Regions from separate parts of the Homo sapiens genome. Here regions 1 and 3 are each linked to region 2. Evidence: chromatin loops called from intact Hi-C (ENCODE). Cell type or tissue: Caco-2. All regions are shown on one strand. Region 1 overlaps LOC107985905 (a long non-coding RNA gene). Region 2 overlaps LOC107985905 (a long non-coding RNA gene). Region 3 has its middle 300 kb from the start of LINC01809.

Region 1 (2,500 bases), 53 kb after region 2:
TCTATCCTACATCCTATTCCTAAGAGTGGAGGAGCTGCTATTCTGAGTGTTCACAGGATGGAATTTTATCATTTGCAAGTACGGCCACAGTGTTTTGAAGGTCCACACTGCCTGTAGTAGTTACTTTGGAACTTCTTGCCCCTATAAGTGTACCGGTTCAGGCTCTTTTCTCATTCTTCACGTTGGTGTTCTCTGGGGTTCTCTCGATTGACCCCTGAGCATCTCCATTTGGTGTTGGAGGGGATGGAGTTATTTATGTTAGTGTGTGTGTATGTGTGTATGGAGGTAAAGACTCAAGATGAAAGCTTGGTCAGGTGTGGTAGCTCACGCCTGTAATCCCAGCACTTTGGGAGACCGAGGTGGGTGGATCACCTGAGGTCAGGAGTTAAAGACCAGCCTGGCCAACATGGTGAAACTCTGTCTCTACTAAAAGTACAAAAATTAGCTGAGCGTAGTGGCACATGCCTGTAATCCCAGCTACTTGGGAGGCTGAGGCAGGAGAATTGCTTGAACCTGGGAGGCAGAGGTTGCAGTGAGCCGAGATCGCACCACTGCACTCCAGCCAAGGCAACAGAGTGAGACTCTGTCAGGAGGCCGAGTTTGCAGTGAGCCAAGACTGTGCCACTGCACTCCAGCCTGGGTGATAGAGCAAGACTCTGTCTTAAAAAATAAAAAAATAAAAATAAAATAAAATAAACAAAACAGATGGAAGCACAAGCCATGTCCTCTGAGTTGGTTGTTATCAGAGAGCCCTGAATGGCTCCTTAGCTTGATACCATGTTGATATAGTCCAGACTCCATCAAGAAATCTTAATGTGATACATTTTCCATTGCTCTTTCACCTTGTGAAGAACTGAATGAATAAACGAATGAAGTAATGAAGCCAAACAAGGTGACTTTTGAGTTGCATCTTAAAGTGTGATTCGAATGTTTGACAATAATAGAAGAAGACATATTCCCTGTGTTGGAGAAGGGCTGGCCTGAGGCTAATCTGTCAAGTAGTTAGCCTGGTTGTCAGGGCTCCTATTTCCTGCTCGGTCATCTAGTTTCCTAATCCTGCCTTCAGGCTGTCTAGATTCTTCCAGTTGTTTTTATTCTATTAGTTTTTAGTACAGGATTAACCCCCACACACATTCCTTGTCTACCACTAAGGTGAAGCAAGTTCAATGTTTAAACAACTAGTGTATTTTGAAGCATGTGTCTGAGCCCGCAGGAGATACATTCCAGAGCTTTGTGGGGATGGGGAGTTAGAGGATCCCACTGGAGTCGTTGGCCTGTGGGGAGTAGGGTAGGGAGGGGCTTGGGCTATCTTTCCTTTTTATTGTAGAGGTGAGTTTCTAGGGTCTGATGTAAGCTCAAAAAAGTGGCTCTCTGCCTAACATACCATGTAGAGAAGAATGTCAACTTTCCCTGTGAAGAGTGATGAGGTCACAGGTGTGGGCATGAGGGCATCTGCCCATGTAGTGTGATCTGGAGGGTAACAAAGTCTTGTTGAAAAATCATCCCCCTGTTGGCCTACCATAGTGCTGGAATTGCCCACACTTCTCATCCTTGTGGATTTATGTACGTTTGGCAAAGCCCTTGTCAAAAAAATAATCAGGTTAACTGGGAGGTCACGTACAAGTAAATACCCTGATGAGGAATGGGAATATATAAACTCATGAACATCTAGGAAACACGGGCATGGGTTACTTGATAAAGCACTGTTACCTGTGTCTGACCCTAGGGAATGGAACACAGGTCTAGTCAGTTTTGGGAGGCTAATGTGTTGTCAGCGGGGGAATATGTGGAGATTCTGGGAAAGAGGAAGGGACATGAGGTTTTTTGGGTTTTTAGAGAATGAGTAAAGGGGAAAAGCACAAGAAAAGATGTCTAAATAGAAAGTGGGGCACTGATGACAATTTTTCCTAACTTCAGAATTTTTCCAACCTTTATTTTTTCTATGGCTATATGTATTTAAATAATTTAGGAGTGAACCAACAGCTCATCCTAAAGGGGAGACTTTAACTAATTGCATATTAGAATATATTAGATTACCAAAATGCTTATCTCAGGCTTGTAACAGACATCCATTCAGAGTAGGGAACTCTATAGATTAACTGTCTATACTACTTAAATAAATGAGATAATTGATATATATGTATATTCTTAAAATCACTCCATCATACCTACAGAAAAAGAAGATGATCCTTTATATTTGTGGCCTACATTTTGGTCTGTCACACACTTACTTTCTGTGCAAAAAGGAAGAACGAGGGTGATTATATGTCTTGTGATGGTTAATTTTATGTGTCTGCTTGACTGGGCTTAGAGATGCTCCAATAGCTGGTAAAATATTATTTCTAAGTGTATGAGGGTCTCAGACACACTCAGAAGAAAAAGGATCATCTTCTTTTTCTGTAGGTATTGTGGAGTGATTTTAAGGATATATATCAATTACCTCATTTATTTGGGTAGTATAGACAGTTAATTTATAGAGTTCACTACTCTGAATGGATGT
Region 2 (2,500 bases):
CCACCATGGAAAGCAATTCTGCCCAGCATGCTGGAGCATGAGAATGAAGGCACTGCAGCGAGCAGCCGGCACCAATTTCCAGGCATGTGAACCAGGCCATCTTCTAGCATCTCTCCCTGAGACAAGCGCCAGGTGGCTGCATCCATGTGAATGGCCTCTAGAGACAGCAGCAGAAGTGCTGCCCAGATGCTCCAGCCCAAATTGTTGGCCCAGAGTTGTGAGCAAATAAATGGTGATTGTGTTACGCTGCGAAGTTTTAGGTGGTTTGTTATGTAGGGGTAGAGAATGGATACAGAGATATTGGTAATGAGTTAACATAAAGAACAGGGGTGCATTGTCCCCTGAATGTCCTCTATTCTTCAATAGTTGTGACAATTTGCCTCCAGTGACCATTTAAGATGTTGACCATTGTGGCAAATGGTCACAGTTTATCTCAGGCTCTTTGCTGCCTGGATTAGTGTGCTTGGGCTGCCATAACAAACTGCCACAGGCTTAAATAACAGAAATTAATTTTTTCATAGTTCTGGAGGTTGCAAGTCTGAGATCCAGATGTCAGTCAAGTTGGCTTCTTCTAAGACCTCTCTCCTTGGCTTGTAGATGTCTGTCTTCTTCCAGTGTCTTCACACGGTCCTTTCTCTGTGTCATTTGGTATCCTAATCTCTTCTTCTTATAAGGACACCAGTCATACTGTATTAGGTCCCACCTATATGAACTCAACTTACCTTAATTACCTTTTAAAAGATGCTGCCTCCAAATATAGTCTGTACAGTCTGAGGTACTGGGGGTTAGAGTTTCAACACATAAAATTTGGGGGGGATATAATTCTGTCTAATCATTGCTTAAAGTCTAAGCACTAGCTTATTTTACCATCGACTCCTTGCCTACTGGTAGTTGAAGAAGTGATAGCAACGTGCTTGGACTGACCAACAATTAAGTAGCCAGGAATCATTCTGAGAAATACCCTTCCAGGTCTGCAAAAACCATAAAGCAATTTAGGGAGTTGAGGTCCCTATGTCACCTTCCTATCCAAGTACCATGCCTTTTCTGGCTGTTTGCTGGGGCCGTCTGAACATTTTCTGGAGGCTCACTGCAAAAGGCAAGTAGGGGCAGCCTGAGGTGGGAGTTTGGCAATCCGTAGAGGCTGCCGCAAGCTGGGACCACCTCTGCAGACGCTGTTGGATTCCTACTGTGGGAGATGTCCTCTTGCTAAGAGTAACACATTTCCTCTTGAGTAAGTGACAGGGTGGGAATATAGCTTTTGCCAAACTCTCAAATAGAAAAACAAACTCACATAATTTGGAGAGAAGGAATGTGCTTAAAATCTGATAATTAAATCTGGTCCCTTAGCAGCCAGCCCACACATGCAGACAGTGAAGGCAGAGGTCAGTGGAGGCGGTGGGATGGACACACAGATGTGTGTCTTTGGATGTTTACCTTGATTAATGGATACACATACAGCAAAGGAGGAATTTGGTGGAGGCGGTGGGATGGACACACAGATGTGTGTCTTTGGATGTTTACCTTGATTAATGGATACACATACAGCAAAGGAGGAATTTGGTGGAGGCGGTAAGACGGACACACAGATGTGTGTCTTTGGATGTTTACCTTGATTAATGGATACACATACAGCAAAGGAGGAATTTGGTGGAGGCGGTAAGATGGACACACAGATGTGTGTCTTTGGATGTTTACCTTGATTAATGGATACACATACAGCAAAGGAGGAATTTGGTTAATAGAATTATCTAGATTTCTGAAGTGTAATCAGTTAGTATTTATTGAACGTTTGCTGCCTGCGAAGCCCTGTATTACGGGTTGTGAAGAAAGATGCCAATCTGAACTCTTGCTGTTTAAATAATTTGAGATGCTTGAGTCAATGTTTCTGCCTAATTAAGTCTAAGTTAGCTTGCAAGACTGAACCTGATGACTGGCTTCTAGACAGCCTCAGGGTACTAATTCTTATTCCTAGTGATTATTGGTACAGGGCTGGAGCTGGCTGTGGAAAGATGATTGGGCTGCGTGTCAATGGATCCAATCCATTCTTTCATCTATTTATACACAACAAGCATTCATTGAAGATCTCATTGTGGATGCCAGACCTGTGTTATGCACCCTGAGATCTGCAGAGAATACTGAATCAGGGCTGCTGTGTCGGAGAGCTTAACCCCAGTAGGTTCTTTAGAGACTCAACCTAGAAGTTGCTCATTTGAGTAAATTCTTAAAAATAATAGCTCATGTCCTGTTACTTGTATTACTCTAAAAATGGACTTCAACTTACTAGAAGGATTCATATAAGTTAATACCAGTTAGGTTACATGAAATTTTATGTTATGTGTTCACTTGAATCATACATGTTTCATTGCATAACTATATATAATGATCATTCTCATTAATCAAGTCATTACTGTTACATGCCCATCCTTGCTTACATGTATATACAGGCACAATGACATAGAAACTGACCTGTATAAACATGTCTGTAAGAGAAGAGAAACTT
Region 3 (2,500 bases), 480 kb after region 2:
CCTTGGCTTCCCCAGTGCAATGGATTCCTACCTTTGAGGAGCCAGAAAACAAAGTCAAGTCCTGATACAAGTTTCCTAGAGTTAAAGTACACAGCCCAGGAGTTGGAAGCTGAATTTTGGCCCCTTAAAATCTTCCAGAAATAAAAACAGTCAGCTGAATCCATCTTATATCATGATCAAAGCCTCAAGGGCATCAAATTTGATAAAAGAAAAAAAATCCATCCAAAGATCAGCAACTTCAAAAATTGAAGAAGCATCAGCCCACACAAGAAGAGAAAGAACCAACACAAGAACCTTGACAACTCAAAAAGCCAGAGTGCCTTCTTTCCTCCAAATGACCACACCACATCTCCAGCAAGGGATCTGAATCAGGCTGAGATGGCTGAAATGACAGAAATAGAATTCAGAATATAGACAGGAATGAAGATAATTGAGGTGCAGGAGTATGCTGAAACCCAATCCAAGGAAGCTAAGAATCACAATAAAACAATTGCAGTAGATGGCAGACAAAGTAGCCAGATAGAAAAGAATGTAACAGACCTGATAGAGCCGAAAAGCATGGTACAAGAATTTCATAATGCAATCACAAGTATTAATAGCAGAATAGACCAAGCAGTGGAAAGAATCTTGGTGCTTGAAGACTGGCCCTGTGAAATAAGAGAATCAGACAAGAGGAGAGATAAAGGAACAAAAAGGAACAAACAGAACCTCTGAGAAATATGGGATTATGTAAAGAGACCAAATCTATGACTCATTGGTGTCTCTGAAAGAGATGGGAGAGTGTAAGCAACTTGGAAAACATATTTCAGGATATCATCCATGAGAACTTACCCAACCTAGGTAGAGAGGCCAGCATTAAAATTCAGGAAATGCAGAGAACCTCAGTAAGATACTTTACAAGATCATTACCAAGACACATAATCATCAGATTCTCCAAGGTTGAAATAAAAGAAAAAATGTTAAAGGCAGCTAGACAGAAAGGTCAGGTCACCTACAAAGCGATGCCCATTAGACCAACATAAGAGCAGACCTCTGAGTAGAAATCCTATGAGCCAGAGGAGATTAGGGGCCAATATTCAAATTATTATTTTTTATTTTTATTTTTTAGACAGAGGCTTGCTCTGTCACCCAGGCTGGAGTACAGTGGTGGATCTTGGCTCACTGCAACTTCCACTCCTGGGTTCAAGTGATTCTTCTGCCTCAGCCACCTGAGTAGCTGGGACTACAGGCACATGCCACCATGCCCGGCTAAATTTTGTATTTTTAGTAGAGATGGGGTTTCAACATGTTGTGGCCAGGCTAGTCTCCAACTCCTGATCTGCCTGCCTTGGACTCCCAAAGTGCTGGGATTATAGGCATGAGCCACCACGCCCAGACTCAACATTCTTTAAAAAAAAGAAATTCCATACCAGAATTTCATATTTGCCCAAACTTAGCTTTATAAGTGAAGGAGAGATAAGATGCTTTTCAGACAAGGAAATGGTGAGGGAATTTATTGCCACTAGACCTGCTTTACAGGAACTCCTGAAGTAAGCTCTAAATATGAAAAGGGAAAACCATTACCAGTCACTACAAAAACACACTTAAGTACACAGATAAGTGACACAATAAAGCAACCACACAAACAAGTCTGTATGATAACCAGCTAACATCTTGATGACAGGATCAAAGCCACATACATCAATACTAACTTTGAATATAAAGTGGCTAAATGCCCCAATTAAAAGGCACAAATGGCAAGCTGGATAAAGAACCAGGACCCATTATTGTACTGTCTTCAGGAGACGCATCTCACATGCAATGACACCCATAGGCTAAACATAAAGCAATGGAGAAAGATCTACCAAGCAAATAGAAAACAGAAAAAAGCAAGGGTGGCAATCCTAATTTCTCACAAGACAGACTTTAAACCTACAAAGGTCAAAAAAGAAAAAGAAGGGCATTACATAATGATAAAGGTTTCAATTCAACAAGGTGACCTAACTATCCTCAATATATATGCACCCAACACAGGAGCACCCATATTCATAAAGCAAATTCTTAGAGACTCTCAAAGAGACTTAGATTCCCAAATAATAATATTGGGAGACTTCAACACCACACTGACAGTATTAGAGAGGTTATCAAGGCATAAAAATAACAAGGATATTCAGGACAGGAACTCAGCACTGGATCAAATAGACCTGATAGACATCTACAGAACTCTCCACAGAAAACAACAGCATATACATTCTTCACATTGCCACATGTCACATACTCTAAAATCGATCACATAATTGGACATAAAACATTTCTCAGCAAATAGAAAAGTGCTGAAACTATAACAACTACTCTCTCAGACCACAGCACAATCAAATTAGAATTCAAGACTAAAAAAAAAATTCACTCTAAACCATAAAATTACATGAACATTGAATAACATGCTTCTGAATAACTTTTGGATAAATAATGAAATTAAGCCCAGACATGGTGGCTCATGCCTGTAATCCCAGCACTTGGG

The links. Hi-C counts contacts between places; a loop is a spot of excess contacts. Peaks named below come from ENCODE experiments on the same cell type or tissue, not always from the same donor. Only the 100,000 strongest peaks of a DNase experiment are listed, where the experiment ranks them.
Region 1: a loop joins it to region 2, with 8 times the contacts of the local background. A loop is called at or near these places in 2 of 110 quality-filtered maps.
Region 3: it touches region 2 in a loop (14-fold over the local background); 12 of 110 quality-filtered maps call a loop at or near these places.

Annotation. Positions count from the first base shown.
Region 1 is chr2:84,246,396-84,248,895 of GRCh38, reverse strand. All of the region lies in intron 1 of LOC107985905 (a long non-coding RNA gene), which reads left to right. Among named protein-coding and RNA genes, the nearest start is that of SUCLG1, 210 kb to the left of the region's middle. In Caco-2, no CTCF peak of the experiment used is centred here; a DNase peak (open chromatin) is centred at 1,127.
Region 2 is chr2:84,299,507-84,302,006 of GRCh38, reverse strand. The region is part of intron 1 of LOC107985905 (a long non-coding RNA gene); the gene reads left to right. Among named protein-coding and RNA genes, the nearest start is that of SUCLG1, 160 kb to the left of the region's middle. In Caco-2, no CTCF peak of the experiment used is centred here; a DNase peak (open chromatin) is centred at 1,526.
Region 3 is chr2:83,820,474-83,822,973 of GRCh38, reverse strand. No RefSeq gene overlaps it. Among named protein-coding and RNA genes, the nearest start is that of LINC01809, 300 kb to the right of the region's middle. In Caco-2, no CTCF peak of the experiment used is centred here; no DNase peak of the experiment used is centred here.